Linked DNA regions of Homo sapiens: region 2 is linked to region 1. A link is an interaction called in ENCODE POLR2A ChIA-PET data of the cell type or tissue named here. Cell type or tissue: Panc1. All regions are shown on one strand. Each heading gives the region's core, and the rest is flanking DNA. Links, peaks and the distances in the headings are about the cores only.

Region 1 (8,332 bases), core at 216-8,215:
AATGGGAATGACAGCACCACCTTGAAAGGTTGTGGTGAGAAGTAAAGAAGAGATGCCTGTGAAGTGTCCAGCCCACAAGGACACTTAGGACAGTGGAGTCCCCTCCACTCCCAGGGTGGGTAGCCAGGGAAGCTGGCTTGGTGCCTCCCCTTCCCCTCTGCCCTACTGCTTCCCTCTTCCCAGCTGGCAAAACAAAAGTCAAGTGGTATGTCTGATTCCCAAGATAATTTGCTGTGACTTTTAAAGAGAGGACCCCTATAGGCTTCCCCATTGAGAGGAGAGGAGAAAGAAAGATGAAGCAAGAGTTGTGGCAACAAAACAGAATGGGGTGGGGAAGTTGTATCTGCCCCTTGTCCCAGGTATCCCAGTATGTGTGTCCAACATATCCTGGTGTGTACTGTCCCCCACGTATATCCCAGCATGTTATGACCTGCCTGTATATCCTGAGGTGGCGTATCTCCCATATATATTCCAGCGTGAGCACCCCCAACAATATGTAGCCAAGGTTGTGTGTTCCCCTCCACCATATACACCTCCTGGCATGTATGTGTACCTCCCCCTATAGATAGTTTAGTCTGTGTATTTCCCTCCCCCTCCCCTATACGTGTACCCTGGTGCCTCTCCCTCCCTGAGCCCCACGTGTGTCACCCCTTTCTCCACCACAGAGTGAAGACCTCACAGGCCGAGTCGTGGAAGATATGGAGGGTGCTTCACAGGCCAACCAGCGGCGCATGAATGCAGACCCGTTGGAGGTGATGCTGCTCAACATGGGCTACCGGATCACGGGCCTGAGCAGTGGGGGTGCCGGGGCCTCTGATGATGAGGACAGCTCTGAGGGCCAGGTGCAGTGCCGGCCCAGCTAGACCCTCCAGCCCTGGTCCCCAGCCCCTGCTACTGGCTGGACCCTCTGCCCTGGGCAGGAGGTCAGGGGATTCTGTTTTGGTTTGTCTTCCCCACCACCCTTTTTTTTCATTTCCCCTGTTTTGTTTGTTAGTTTGGCGTTAGGGGTGGAGGTTGCTACAACTTGCTGGCTTTCGGACTCTGGGCTGATTGTCCCCTGACTATCCCCAGCCCTGAAAAAAAGAGCAGGAGGGGACACCCCTCCATATGCCCCCCCCCATCTCCTGCTTTCATGTCCCTGGAGGGCTCTGGCCTGCCTCAAAACCCCTTCTGCCTCAGGTGGGGAGGAACAAGCTGAACTGTCTTCAGGGACTGTCCTGCCCTTTAGCTGGCAGCAGCAGGAGGAGTGGGATTCCCAATTGGTAAGGGCTCGCCTTGGCCTGTTGCCACTCTTGCTCCCTAGCCTGCAAGGCTAGCTCCCCTGTGGTCTTCAGGAAAGGTTTTGAAAAAGGATGGGTCCCACCCTCCCTCCAGAGCCACCAGTGTTAGAGCGGAGCCCAAAGGAAGGATGGGAGCCCTGGAGTGGGCAAGACCAGGCCACCTGCTGAGGTCGCTGTGGAGCACCCTCGCTCCTCTCCTGGCTACTAGCTCTGGCCCTGCACCTACTCTCACTGGCCACCTCTGGAGGCTCTGCCTTTCCCAAGGGCCCTGGCAGAGGGTGGGGCACTGCACCTTACCCCACCCATCCATGCCAGCACTTCTGCACTACGGCCATTCTCCTCTTGGGCGCTCCTCAGCCTCACTGTGACCTTTCTGCCAGAGCTCCCAGCCAGGCCTACTCTGCTGAGGTGGCGCTTCCTGCTAAGGGCCCTTCTCTGCCCTTTCTGCCCTCCTTCCCATCCCACATGCTGAGCCGCCACAAAGACCAAAGAAGTGATGGCTTTTCTCTGTCCCCTGCTGCTCTGAGGGGAGAGGGGTGGGTCTCCTGAGCCACTCAGATGGGAAAGTCCCTTACTCGGCCCCTCCCTCCCCAGCAGCCCCAAGCTTTACACTGGATGCAGCGATCAACCCACCACTCACCAGGCCTCTCCTCCCCTCTGCCCCCGGCTCTTAGCTCCAGCTGCTCCAGGTAGTTGGTTCATCCTTCCCCCTCTCTCCCTCCCTGCTTCCCCTTCAGTGCTTACTTGGCTCCAGCCCTCCAGCTGCAGCCCCTGGGGAAAAGCAGCCTCCCTTCTCCTCTCCCTCCACTCCCTCGCTCCCTCCCTCAGCCCCTGTCTCTGCCAGGTGCCTCCTCTCAGTCAGGCTTCAGAGCAGCCCTGGAGACAGGAGGGCCATGTTAAAAGCTTTTTCACAGTTTTAAGAAGACAAGTGGAGGGTGAGGATAGTGGTGGGGGGTCTGGCACCATCTCATTGCTTTAATCCCAGCAACACAGGTGGCAGCTTCTCCCCCTTCCTTCCCACCCCAGTCCCTCTTCCCACCCCTCTCTTCTAGCTTGGTAATGAAGTATATTTATTGGTGAAGGAAACAGCTGCTGCTGCTTCTCCTGCTGCTGGGACCTGCTCCCCTGTCTCTTCTCCGTGACCTTTCTCTAGCCAGGGAGAAGGGAGAGCAGGAGTATTGGGGCTGGGCCCTGGGGCCCAAGGACCAGCTGGGTCCCCTTTGCTTTCTTGTGTTCCAGCCACCTGCCATTTCCTCCCTGCCTCCCACCCTCCCTCCCTGCCCCCTGTCCTGCTTCCCACCCCCTGCCTGCCCAGCCTGGGCCCTGCAGTGTGGAGAGACACATAAGCCTTACTGTCCTCTGGGGGCAGGAGCCGAGCCTTTTTGTTGCTCCGCTCCCAGGAGAGTGAGGGTGACGCAATTGATTAAAACCATTTTGTTCTAGGTGTGGCTGGTGGCATTTGTGGGGTGCAGATGGGTCTTGGAACCAAAGTGAGGGCACCTGGTCCCTCACCTCTGTAGCTCTATGACTTAGTAACCACACCTCTACTGGACAGAATGAGGCCTGCCTTGAAGGGTCACCGTGAGCAGCGGCCACCCAGCCCAGCAGGGCTGAGTGCAGAGCCCAGCTCTCATGGCTGTGATTTGTAATCATCAGCTTTCACTCTCTGGCTGTTTTCTCATCAGTAAAATAAGGGACTTGGAATCTTAGTGGTTTTTCAAACCATTTTACATTGTGACCCAATATACACATGATTACTTGTAGATATGTGTGTGTGTATATATATATAAAAAAAATGAACAAAAGTTTTACACAATAATATTTACCCTTGCTACATGCAGTGTACTCTGCTTACCCTTCTGTTTTATTAGGGAAAAAAATATGGCTATAACCCACTAAATTGATTTCACATATGCAAGTTTTTGAAGTGCCCTGGATTAGATAATCTCTTAGACTATAGGTTCCTGAACTTTCTTAGCTCACAGCACCATTACCATCTCAGTAATTTTTTCATGGAGCCTCTAAGCCAAAAGAAATAACAGTTCAATTTATTAAGTAGTTAAGTCCAAATCACTTAAAAAGTATTTATGTCCTAACAAGTTAGTTGCCATTTAAAAAATAATACACCTGAATTGGAAGAAACAATATTTATTTCATTCTTTTTTTTTTTTTTTTTTTTTGAGACGGAGTCTTGCTCTGTTGCCCAGGCTGGAGTGCAGTGGCATGATCTCAGCTCACTGCAACCACCGCCTCCCGGGTTCAAGTGATTCTCCTACCTCAGCCTCCCAAGTAGCTGGGATTACAGGCATGTGCCACCATGCCCAGCTATTTTTTTTTTTTTGCATTTTTATTTATTTTTTATTTTTTATTTTTTTTTTGAGACAGTTTCGTTTTTGTCGCCCAGGCTGGAGTGCAATTGTGCAATTGCGGCTCACTGCAACCTCCGCCTCCTGGGTTCAAGCGATTCTCCTGCCTCAGCCTCCCAAGTAGCTGGGATTACAGGTGCCCGCCACCACACCCAGCTAATTTTTTGTATTTTTAGCAGAGATGGGGTTTCACCACCTTGGCCAGGCTGGTCTCAAACTCCTGACCTCAGGTGATCTGCCCGCCTCAACCTCCCAAAGTGCTGGGATTACAGGTGTGAGCCACCGCGCCCAGCCTTCATTCTTAAACAACTGCAATTACTAATGGGATCTATGCTGCCCATTGGGCACTGAACAACTTGTTAAATTTTCTAATCAAAGCAAACACTGCTGCCTTCATTTCCTGTCCCACATTGATTTTCATTTGCTTTTTATCACAGCAACCACTAAAGACCCAGCTTCTTTTTTTTTTTTTTTTTTTTTTTTGAGGCGGAGTCTTGCTCTGTTGCCCAGGCTGGAGTGCAGTGGTGCGATTTCGGCTCACCGCAAGCTCCACCTTCTGAGTTCATGCCATTCTCCTGCCTCAGCCTCCTGAGTAGCTGGGACTACAGGCAGCTGCCACCAGACCTGGCTTATTTTTTATGTTTTTAGTAGAGATGGGGTTTCACCACGTTAGCCAAGATGGTCTCGCTCTCCTGACCTTGTGGTCCACCCGCCTCGGCCTCCCAAAGTGCTGGGATTACAGGCATGAGCCACTGCGCCCGGCCAAGACCCAGCTTCTTAAAGATGACATCATCAAAAGGATTGTGGCATAATGTAATAATGGAACTGTGAACTACCTTGAGCTAATAGTTCTCTCATTAGCCAAAGATGTTGAATATCTTTCAAAATATCCTACTTTGCCCCCTGTGAATTTGCTGTGGGTGCCCTCAGGCACCTTGATGCACAGTTGGGGAACTATGGTTTAGTCTGTGGGAATAGCAGTTCCACTACTGAAACTACTGAGAGGTCCTGCCGGAAACACAATAGGTGGTATTATAAAACAGATACTGTGGGCTGGTATCATTCCTCTGTGTACCCAAATTAACGTCTGCAGAAGCTTCTTGAAGGCATTTCCAGACCAGACAAAGGAAGGACAATGTTCCAGACCAGGGAGTAGTGCAGAGTCTCAGGTTCCTTCATGAACCCTGAGTGACTCCATCTGGCTGGATTGTAGAGGGTAGACTGGAGGAGCAGTCAAACTGAAGGACTTCCTATGGCTGGTGAGAGACCACAGACTCAATCCTGTAGGCAAGGGAGGCATTGGAAGACTTCACGAGGGTCTCCATTTCATTTGGAGTTGGTACTCCATTTTTTAAAAAATTAATAGCCTTTACTTTCTAGAGCAGTTTTAGGCTTACAGAAAATTGAGCAGATAGTATAATGAGTTTCATATAACCCTCTTTCCCCAGCTCAATTTTCCCAATTATTAACATCTTGCATTAGTGTGTTGTTGTAATTAATGAACCAATATTGATACATTATGATAACTGAAGTCCATAGTTTACATTACGGTTCACTCTTTGTGTTGCAAAGTTCTATGGGTTTTGACAAATGCATGTCTCGTATCCACCATTACATTGTCATACAGAATAGTTTCACTGTTCTAAAAGCACCTTGTCCTCCACGTATTCAGCCCTCATTAGCATCCCCCCAAAAAAGTACTTAGGAATAAATCTAACAACATATGTACAAGGTTTGTATGAGCAAAACTACAAAACTGATAAAAGAAACCAAGGAAGATCAAGTAAATGGAGAGATGGTCCATGTTCACGGATAGGAAAACTCAATATTAGGATGTCAGTTCTTTCCAACTTGATCTATAGCTTCAATGTGATCCTGGTCATAGTCCCAGCAAGTTATTTTGTGAGTATCACCAACTGATCCTAAAGTTTACATGAAAATGTAGCAGACCCAGAATAGTTCCACTGTTCCACCTCCTTCTGCCTCTCCTGGTGCCGTTTGTGTGCTCATTCATTCTGTGCAGACCTGGTGCCTCATTGGTGAAGTAGCAGCTGAGGAGACTCCAGCACTCGTGTGGCTGATGAAAAGCCCAAGGAAGGAGTCAAGACTGAGAATAACAATCTTATTAATTTGAAGGTAATGGGGCAGGATTGTTCCATGGTGCAGTTTAAAATTAAAAGTCATATACCGGCCGGGTATGGTGGCTCACACCTGTAATCCCAGCACTTTGGGAGGCCAAGGTGGGTGGATCACCTGAGGTCTGGAGTTTGAGACCAGCCTGACCAATATGGTGAAACCCCGTCTCTACTAAAAATACAAAAAAATAGCTGGACATGGTGGTATGTGCCTGTAGTCTCAGCTACTTGGGAAGCTGAGGCAGGAGAATTGCTTGAACCCGGGAGGCGGAGGTTGCAGTGAGCCGAGATCGCGCCACTGCCCTCCAGCCTGGGTGACAGAACGAGATGCCATCTCATAAAAGAAAAAAAAAGAGTCATATACCACTTAGTAGAGTAATGAAAGTCTATTGTGAATGACAGAGTTTGTCAGTGAGGCAGATCAGATTCTAATTTGACAGGCAACCAGTCAATGAAACAGACACACCTGCACAGTTGGAAATGGAGGATGAAGATACAATTGATGTGTTTCAGCAACAGACAAGAAGTGTCTACTGAAAAAGGAACCTGCTTCTTTACTCTAGAACTTTGTTCTTATAGACCAAGATTACATTCTCAATTAGAAAACTGCAATTTGGTTCCACCACATCATGACTATTACTATAGTATAGTTTTCTCTATTCTTTTATTTTTCCCTTACCCATTCCCTTATTGTACATAAAATAATGGGTGTATGTTCACAAGCATTTTGCTGTTTTAAATATTAAATGGCCAATGACATCCACTTGATGTCAATCAAAACATATCTGTGGGGAAAAATACCGATTCTTGAAAATTACCTCCCTTTCTCCATCAGTGGCATGCTCATTCAACTCTTATCTTACATTGCAATGTTATTTTGTTCTCACTATTTTAACAAAAAAAAAAAATCCTTGCATACCTTATTCAATTGGAGAATTTTAATGTTTTTCATTTATCATTGTAAAACCAAGGACAATTTTATAACTTTTCGTGTATATAGCTCTTACATGTAGGGCAATCTGTCTTTAACTAGAGATAAATTACTCTTAAAAAAAAATCCTAAATAGTTTTCCTTTAAAGTCAAGCATCTTGTTGTTTAAATAAACTTCTTGTTAAAAATGGAGAAAAAGAAGAAAGACCCAGAATAACCAACATAATACTTACGAAAAACAAATTCAGAGGATTAACACTCCTGACTTCAAGACTTACTATCAAGCTACAATAATCAAGACAGTGTGGTACTGGCAAAAGAATAGACAAATAGGCCAATGGAACAAATAGAGAACCCAGGAATAGACACACACAAATACAGTCAGCTGATCTTTGACAAGGCAGTAAAGTCAATTCAATGGAGAAACGATAGTCTTATCAACAAACAGTGATGGAACAACTGGACATCCATATGCAAAAAAAAAAATCTAAACACTGACCTAACACTGTTTACAAAAGTTAACTCAAAATAGATGACAGACCTCCTAAATTTAAAATACAAAACTATGAAACTTCTAGAAGATAACATAGGAAAAAAATCCAACTTGATCTATAGCTTTAACATAATCCGAGTTGCAGTCCCAGCCACTTATTTTGTTGGATTTGGCAATGAGTTTTTAGATACAACACCAAAACCTCAATCCATGAAAGAAAAAAATTGGCAAGTTGGACTTCATTAAAATAAAAAATTTCTCAGTTAAAGACACAGTGGAGAGAATGAAAAGAAAAGCCAAGGACTGGGAGACATATTTGTAAAACACAGATAAAGGATTTGTATTCGAAATACACAACTTTTTTTTTTTTTTTTTTGAGACGGAGTCTTGCTCTGTCACCCAGGCTGGAATGCAGTGGCACAATCTCAGCTCACTGCAAGCTCTGCCTCCCGGGTTCATGCTATTCTCCTGCCTCAGCTTCCCGAGGAGCTGGGACTAAAGGCGCCCGCCACCACACCTGTCTAATTTTTTGTATTTTTAGTAGAGACAGGGTTTCATCATGTTAGCCAGGATGGTCTCGATCTCCTGACCTCGTGATCTGCCCGCCTTGGCCTCCCAAAGTGCTGTGATTACAGGCATGAGCCACTGCGCCTGGCCAAGAACTCTTAAAACTCAACAATATGGAAACAACCCAATTTCAAAATGGGCAAAAGATCCAAACACCACACCAAAGATGATTTACAGGTGACTAGTAAGCATATGAAAAGATTTTTAACATTATGTCATCAGGGAATTGCAAATTAAAACAATGAGATACCGTTGCACATTGCACACTTACTAGGATAGCTAAAATGTTAAAACTGTCCACAGCAAATGCTGACAAGGATGTAGAGGAACAGGAACTCTCATTCATTGGCAGAGGAAATGCAAAACAGTACAGCCACTTTGGAAGACAGTTTGGCAGTTTCTTACAAAGCTAAACATACTCTTACCATACAATGCAGCAGTCGCTCTGCTTGTATTTAACTAAAAGGGTTGAAAACATGACCATGTAAAAACCTGTACATGAATGTTTATATCAGCTTTATTCATGATTGCCAAAACTGGAAGCAACCAAGATGCCCCTC
Region 2 (8,332 bases), core at 31-8,030, 150 kb before region 1:
CCACATGGTCTCCTTTCAGTGCTCTGGCACCACCGCTCACTAGTCATGAGACCCTGGGCAAATCAGTGCCTGTTCTACAGCTTCTTCCTCCATAAGGGGGGACAACAATAGTGTCAACCTCATGGGGCTCTCATGAAGATATTAGCCAATGTATGCGAAGCATTTACCACTGCCCCCAGCAAGTACCACATATATTTACCATCATTCTATTTATTTACATGCACCGAGGACCTCAAGAGTAGACTTTTGATGTTGGGAACCACATGAAGTTCTGCCTTCAGTCACAGAGAAAATTGACAGGCTGGAAAACAGACCCTCACATCCGTGAGATGGGTCCCACCATCAGACCAGCTGCTATGAATTTAATATTTGTAAATAAATCACATTGATGTGTATTGTATGTTAAAAGCCTTATCTTCTTCTTCCTCTTCTTTTTTTTTTTTTTTTTTTTTGAGACTGAGTCTCGCTCTGTCGACCTGGCTGTAGTTCAGTGGTGCAATCTCAGCTCACTGCAAGCTCCGCCTCCCGGGTTCACGCCATTCTCCTGCCTCAGCCTCCCGAGTAGCTGGGACTACAGGCACCTGCCACCACGCCCGGCTAATTTTTTGTATTTTTAGTAGAGATGGGGTTTCACCGTGTTAGCCAGGATAGTCTCGATCTCCTGACCTCGTGATCCGCCCGCTTCGGCCTTAAAAGCCTTGTCTTCTTAAAAATAATCAGTCAAGGCCAGGCGCGGTGGCTCACGCCTGTAATCCCAGCACTTTGGGAGGCTGAGGTGGGCGGATCACGAGGTCAGGAGATCAAGACCATTCTGGCTAACACGGTGAAACCCCGTCTCTACTAAAAATACATAAAATTAGCCGGGCGTGGTGGCGGGCGCCTGTAGTCCCAGCTACTCGGGAGGCTGAGGCAGGAGAATGGCGTGAACCCGGGAGGCGGAGCTTGCAGTGAGCTGAGATCGCGCCACTGCACTCCAGCCTGGGCGACAGAGCAAGACTCTCATCTCAAAAAAGAAAAAAAAAAATCAGTTAAAATACATAGCAATATTTGTAACCATGTTTGAGCAAGTCATTTTTTGTTTTTTGTTTTTTGTTTTTTTAAGATGGAGTTTCACTCTTGTTGCCCAGGCTGCAGTGCAATGGCGCGATCTCAGCTCACTACAACCTCTGCCTCCTGGGTTCAAGCGATTCTGCTGCCTCAGCCTCCCGAGTAGCTGGGATTACAGGCGCCTGCCACCATGCCCAGTTAATTTTTTGTATTTTTTGTAGACACAGGGTTTCACCATGTTGGCCAGGCTGGTCTCGAACTCTTGACCTCAGGTGATCCACCTGCTTCGGCCTCTAAAAGTGCTGGGATTACAGGCGTGAGCTACCACACCCGGCCAAGTCCTCATTTTTTAACCATTCCAGGCCCACACTGCTTTTGACTCGGAGAGGCCAGGTCTCTGCAGACCCTTCCCCTGCAGATCCAGGACAGCCTCAGGAAGCCTGGACCCTGGGTGGCATCTCCCCCTGCTTAAGCCATGTCTGCTCCCCAATCCCCTCCTTGAATCCTTTCACTAAAAGTGCCTGGAGTTTTATGGCACAAAATGCATGGCCCTAGGAAAGAATCTGCTCAGCCCCTATTAGCTGCGCATTATGAGCAAGTCACACCTTGTTTCTGTCTCTCGCTGTGTTCATGTATATGAAAGCTGGGTGGAGTCACATTACTTGCTTTGTAAGGTTTATTGTAAGGATGAAAAGGCCACTGTATGTCAAGCATAGTTCCTGGTACACAGTCAGCACGCAGTGACTGGGTTCATTTCCTTCTTTTGTTTTTTTTTTTTTTTGAGACAGAGTCTTGCTGTCACCTAGGCTAGAGTACAATGGTGCAATCATAGCTCACAGCAACCTCAAACTCCTGGGCTCAACCGATCCTCCAGCCTCGCCCTCCCGAGCAGCTTGGACTACAGGTACATGCCACCACACCTGACTAATTTTTAAAAATATTTTTGGTAGGGATAGGGTCTTACTATATTGCCCAGGCTGGTCTCAAACCCCTGGTCTTGATTGATTCTCTTGCCTGGGCCTCCCAAAGTATTGGGATTACAGGGGTAAGCCATTGTACTCAGCCGCTCCTTCTTTCATCATAATGTCACAGCCCAGCAAAGCCTTCTTCCAGTCTCCCCGGCACTCACTTCACCACTGCCTCCTTCTATTTCTCAAACACTGGCAGACACACTTCTGCCTCAGGGTCTTTGCACTTGCTATTCCTTCTGCCTGGAACACTCTTCCCCAGATATCCACATGGCTGGTTACCTGACCTCCTTCAAGCCTTTCTGCGAATCTCGCTTCCTGACATGGCCTACTATGTTATAATCCTATGTAATAGTGACACTTCCCCTGCCTGGCCACCACCACTACCACCCAGCCCCTTCCCCTGCTCCTTTTTTCTTCTTTGTATAGCATGTTTCACCTTCTCACATACAGTATAATTCTCCTATTTGTTACTTTTATTCTTTTTTTTTTTTTTTTGAGACAGAGTCTTGCTCTGTCACCCAGGCTGGAGTGCAATGGCATGATCTCGGCTCACTGCAACCTCCACCTGTTGGGTTCAAGCAATTCTCCTGCTTCAGCCTCCTGAGTAGCTGGGATTATAGGCGTGCGCCACCATGCCCAGCTAATTTTTTTTTTTTTTTTTTTGAGACGGAGTTTTGCTCTTGTTGCCCAGGCTGGAGTGCAATGGCGCAATCTTGGCTCACTGCAACCTCCGCCTCCTGGGTTCAAGTGATTCTCCCGCCTCAGCCTCCCTAGTAGCTGGGATTACAGGCACCCGCCACCATGCCCAGATAATTTTTTTTTATTTTTAATAAAGACGGGGTTTCACCATGGCCAGGCTGGTCTCGAACTCCTGACCTCAGGCAATCCACCTGCCTCGGCCTCCCAAAGTGCTGGGATTACAGGCATGAGCCACTGCACCCGGCCTAATTTTTGTATTTTTAGTGGAGACGGGGTTTCACCATGTTGGTCAGGCTGGTCTCGAACTCCTGACCTCGTGATCCACCCGCCTCTGCCTCCCAAAGTGCCAGGATTACAGGTGTGAGCCACCGCGCCCGGCCTATTACCTTTTTTTTTTTTTTTTTTTTTTACTGCATTTTTCTCCCTTCAGAATGTGAGCTCAGCTAGGGCAGGGACCACGTCTATCTCATCCATCACTGTTTCTCCACCATGTAGAACAATGCCCAGTGCATATTGGTACTCAATAAATATTTGCTGAGTGAATGAATCACAGAATGCATTATTTGCACATGAGAAAACCAAGACTCCCAGAGGAGAATTGCTTGTCTGAGGCCATAGAGCTGGGAAGAAGAGGAGCCAGGTTTGGATGCAGGTCTGCCTAACTCTGAAGTCCAGGCTTTTCCCAGTTCTCCAGGCTGATAGCTACCATGAAAAAGCATGTACATGTTGGGTAACTAGAAGAGAGTTCGGAGGTTGGTAAGGAGTTGGAATTTAGGATCCAGCGAATTGCCTTTAAGCTAAGTTCATAATTTTACAATAAACATTTAGTGAGTTCCTACTATGTGCAACTCCCTGTGCTTTCTGCTGGAGGAAAATCAATAATGGATTTGATAAACACCTATCGGCAACCTTGACACCCTAATGTTCACTGACTGGATGTCCCACAGGCACCTCCATCAACTTCACCCACCATCTTCCACTAAACTTGCCCCCATTCTACACTGTCAGAATCCTGTGTGTGTGTGTGTGTGTGTGTGTGTGTGTACTGGAAAAGTTAGGATTTAGCAGATCTGAGGGAACGGGTCCGGGATTGACTTTTTTTTTTTTTTTTTTGAGACGGAGTTTTGCTCTTGTCTCCCAGCTGCAGTGGCACAATCTCGGCTCACTGCTCACTGCAACTTCCGCCTCTTGGGTTCAAGGGCTTCTCCTGTCTCAGCCTCCCGCGTAGCTGGGATTACAACAAGCACCTGCCACCACGCTCAGCTAATTTTTTTGTATTTTTAGTAGAGATGGGGTTTCACCATGTTGATCAGGCTGGTCTTGAACTTCTGACCTCAGGTGATCTGCCCATCTCGGCCTCCCAAAGTGCTGGGATTACAGGCGTGAGCCACCACCCTCAGCCTACACAGCTTTCAGGAAGAGCTGTCTGAGCCATGTTCATCCCCTGTTTAGACAGGCACATACCCCATCCCAGCATGGCACTCAAAGTCCTGCACACGATTTGGCCCACAAACCTTTTTTTCCCCTAATTATTTGTAAGAAAATTTAAAAGTATAAAGGTAATATAGCAAACATCCAAATTCAGAATTATCAGCTGTAACAGTTTGTTATATTTACTTTCAATAATATATGTATATTTTGGCCAGACACAGTAGCTCACTCCAGTAATCCCAGCACCTTAGAAGGCTGAGGTGGGAGGATCACTTGAGGCCAGGAGTTCAAGACCAGCCTAGGCAACATAGGGAGAATCTGTGTCTACAAAATAATTTATGTATTTATTTATTTGTTGTTGTTGGTGGTGGTGGTGGTGTTTTGAGAAGGTCTCACTCTCTCGCCCAGGCTAGAGTGTAGTGGTGTGATTATAGCTCACTGTAGCCTCAAACTCCTGGACTCTAGCCATCCTCCCACCCCAGCTTCCTGAGTAACTAAGACTACAGGTGCATGCCACCATGCCCAGCTAATTTTCTTATTTTTATTTTTAGTAGAGATGAGGTCTTGCTATGTTGCCCAGGCTGATCTTAAGCTCCTGCACTCAGGCAATCCTCCTGCCTCAGCCTCCCAAAGTGCTGAGATTACAGGCATGAGCCACTGTGCCTGGCAAAATAATTTCAAAATTAGCCAGGCATGGCGGTATGCACCTGTAGTCTCTACTACTTGGGAAGCTGAGGCGGGAGGATCACTTAGAGCCCAGAAGTTCAAGGTTACAGTGAGCTATGATCATGCCACTGCACTCCAGCTTGGGCAACATAGCAGGACTCTATCTCCTAAAAAAACTGGCCAGGTGCTGTGGCTCACGCCTGTAATCCCAGCACTTTGGGAGGCCAAGGAAGACAGATCACCTGAGGTCAGGAGTTCAAGACCAGTTTGGCCAACATGCTGAAACTCCATCTCTACTAAAAATACAAAAATTAGCTAGGCGTGGTGGTGCTTGCCTGTAGTCCCAGCTACTCGGGAGGCTGAGACATGAGAATTGCTTGAACCTGGGAGGTGGAGGTTGCAGTGAGCTGAGATCGCACAACTGCACTCCAGCCTGGGTGTCAGAGTGAGACTCCATCACAAAAAGAAAAACAAACCGAAAAACAAACAAAAAACTGCCCTATATGTGTGTGTGTGTACGTTTTTGATGTGTTTTACAGATATCTGTACAATTTTTATCAAATTTTAAAGTCTTTTAAACTATCAGTTACACTTTTCTCCCTTCCTGCTGCCCCAGGCAACATCTATCATAAGTATAATGTGTTATCTTAACACTTTAACACACATCTCTTCATCCCCCACCCACTCCCAGCACTGCCAAATGCTTAAGAGAGTTGTCTACATTGCCTGCATTGTTTTTCTCTCCCATTGTCTCCAACTGATCCGTGGGCTTGCCCTCTCATATGCTGTCCCTAATCTGCTCTTGGCCAGGTGCAGTGGCTCATGCCGGTAATCCCAGCACTTTGGGACACTGAGGTGGGAGGATCGCTTGAGCCCAGGAGTTTGAGGCCAGCCTAGGCAAATAGGGAGACTCCTATCTCTAAAAAAAAAAAAAAAAAAAAAAAAAAATATATATATATATATATATATATAAAATAAATAAAATAGGCCAGGTGCAGTGGCTCATGCCTGTAATCCCAGCACTTTGGAAAGCCAGGATGGGCGGATCACCTGAAGTCAGGAGCTCGAGACCAGCCTGGCCAACATAGTGAAACCCCGTCTCTACTAAAAATACAAAAATTAGCTGGATGTGGTGGCAGGCACCTGTAATCCCAGCTACTCTGGAGGCTGAGGCATGAGAATCGCTTGAATCCAGGAGGCGGAGATTGCAGTGAACCAAGATCGTGCCACTGCACTCCAGCCTGGGTGACAGAGTGAGACTCTGTCTCAATAAATAAATAAATACATAAATATATAAATACATAAATAAATAGCTGCCCTTGTCAATGTTGCCAGTGACCCTCCATGTTGTTCTATCATATGGTCATTTCTCGATCCTCATCTTTCTTTCCCCATCAGCAGACTTCAACATATATAATCACTTGCTCCTTCTGAGAACACTTTCTTCAAATAGCTTATGAGACCCCGCAACCTTCTGGCTTTCCTCCCACTTCATTGGCTGTTCCTTCTCAATTTCCCTTTGTTGATTCCTCCTCCTTCTCTCCTTTTTCCCCCTCTGCCACAACCTCTAAATACTGAGGGCCCCAGGGCTTGGTTCTTGCCTTTTCACTGCTCTGTCTACATTCTTTTCTCTGATGACCTCATCTATTCTCATGATTTCAAGCCCCATCTATATGAGGACAACTCATAGATTTCTATCTCTAGCCCAGTTCCCTACTGTAAACTCCAGACTCCTGCATCCAACTGAACATTCAACATTTTTACCTGGTCGTGCAACAGGCATCTCAAAATCAGCATGTCCAAAACTGAACTCCAGACCTTTCCAACCCCTCCCCAAACCTGCTTCTCCCACTGTCTTCCCCATCCAAGAGATAGCCTCTCCATCTTCCCACTTACTCTGGCCAAAAACTTGAGTCATCCTTGGCTCCTTTCTGTCATATCAATCCTCCACAAATAGTGTCAATTCAATCTTCAAAATATTTCCAGAATCCATCCATTTCTGACCACCTCCATTGCCCACTCTGGTCCAAGCAGTGCCATTTTCCCCACCCAGATTATTGTTTCAACAAAGCAGCCAGAAGGATCCCTTTAAAAGCCTAAGTCAGATGGTGTCATCCCCTGCCAGACCCCCACCTCGGGGTCCTTATTATGACCTACGAAGCCCCACCCAGTCTACTCCCACCTCTCTCTCTGGCCTCCTCTCCTTTATTCCTTCCTCTTCCCTTTTCTCTCCACGTTAACCACCCTGGCTTCCTTCCTATTTATTCCTTAAATACTCCAGGTTTACCCCTTTCAGAGCCTTTGAGCTTACTGTTTCCCCCAGATAGCTACATGGTTTCCTCCTTCACTTCCTTGCTATCTTTGCACAAATGTCTCTCAGTGAGGCATTCCCTGACCAGTCTATTTTTTTTTTGAGATGGAGTCTCGCTCTGTTGCCTAGGTTGGAGTGCAGTGGCTTAACCTTGGCTCACTGCAACCTCCACCTCCCAGATTCAAGCGATTCTCCTGCCTCAGCCTCCCGAGTAGCCAGGATTATAGGCGTGCGCCACCATGCCCGGCTAATTTTTATATTTTTAGTAGAGACAGGAGTTTCACCATGTTGGCCAAGCCTGGTCTCGAACTCCCAACCTCAGGTGATCCACCCGCCTCGGCCTCCCAAAGTGGTGGGATTACAGGCGTGAGCCACCGTGCCCGGCTGTACTGTATATTTCTATTGCCTGTGTTGACCCACTAGACTGTAAGCTCCTCAATGGCAGAAATTTGAGGCAGTAGAGCATAATGATTAATAGGGCTAACTTGGATCCAAACTGTATGGATTCGAATGCTGTCTCTACCACTATCATTTCTTTTCTTTTCTTTCTTTCTTTTTTTTTTTTTTGAGAGGTCTCACTCTATTGCCCAGGCTGGGCAGTGGCACAATCATGGCTCAGTGCATCCTTGACCTCCTGGGTTCAAGCAATCCTCCTGCCTCAGCCACCCGAATTGCTGGTACTACAGGCCTGGATAATTTTGTATTTTTAGTGGAAACGGGGTTTCACCATGTTGGCCAGGCTGGTCTCAAACTCCTGACCTTAGGTGATCCACCTGCCTCGGCCTTCCAAAGTGCTGGGATTACAGGCGTGAGCCACCACGCCCAGCCTTAATGTTTTATTTTTTGTAGAGATGAGACCTTGTTATGTTGCCCAGGCTGGCCTAAAACTCCTGAGCTCAAGCAGTCTTCCTTCCTCGACCTCCCAAAGTGCTGAGATTACAGGCATGAGCCACTGTCTCCAGCCTCTACCACTGTCTAGTCATGTGACCTTTGGCAAGTTATTTAACTTCACTGCACCCCAGTGTCTTAATCTAAAAGATGGGGTAAGGGGGTTGGGCGTGGTGGCTCATGTCTGTAATCCTAGCACTTTGGGAGGCTGAGGCGGGAGGATTGCTTGAGCTCAGAAGTTCGAGACCAGCCTGGGCAACATGGTGAAACCCCATATCTACCAAAATATGAAAAAAAAAAAAAAAAAAAATAGCCGGGT

What was found. Peaks named below come from ENCODE experiments on the same cell type or tissue, not always from the same donor. Only the 100,000 strongest peaks of a DNase experiment are listed, where the experiment ranks them.
Region 2: POLR2A ChIA-PET joins it to region 1 with 11 read pairs; 9 of 35 experiments call an interaction of 5 or more read pairs at or near these places.

The regions. Positions count from the first base shown.
Region 1 is chr1:27,305,521-27,313,852 of GRCh38, forward strand. It overlaps WDTC1 (WD and tetratricopeptide repeats 1), which reads left to right. Exons shown (of 16, transcript NM_001276252.2): 16 at 666-3,116. The coding sequence ends at 863. Among named protein-coding and RNA genes, the nearest start is that of TMEM222, 12 kb to the right of the region's middle. RefSeq lists enhancers at 1,736-2,261, 2,262-2,787, 2,788-3,312. In Panc1, for the core only: no CTCF peak of the experiment used is centred there; no DNase peak of the experiment used is centred there.
Region 2 is chr1:27,160,061-27,168,392 of GRCh38, forward strand. It overlaps LOC102723760 (a long non-coding RNA gene), which reads left to right. Exons shown (of 3, transcript XR_426674.4): 3 at 229-408. Among named protein-coding and RNA genes, the nearest start is that of SLC9A1, 9.1 kb to the left of the region's middle. In Panc1, for the core only: no CTCF peak of the experiment used is centred there; DNase peaks (open chromatin) are centred at 3,271 and 6,456.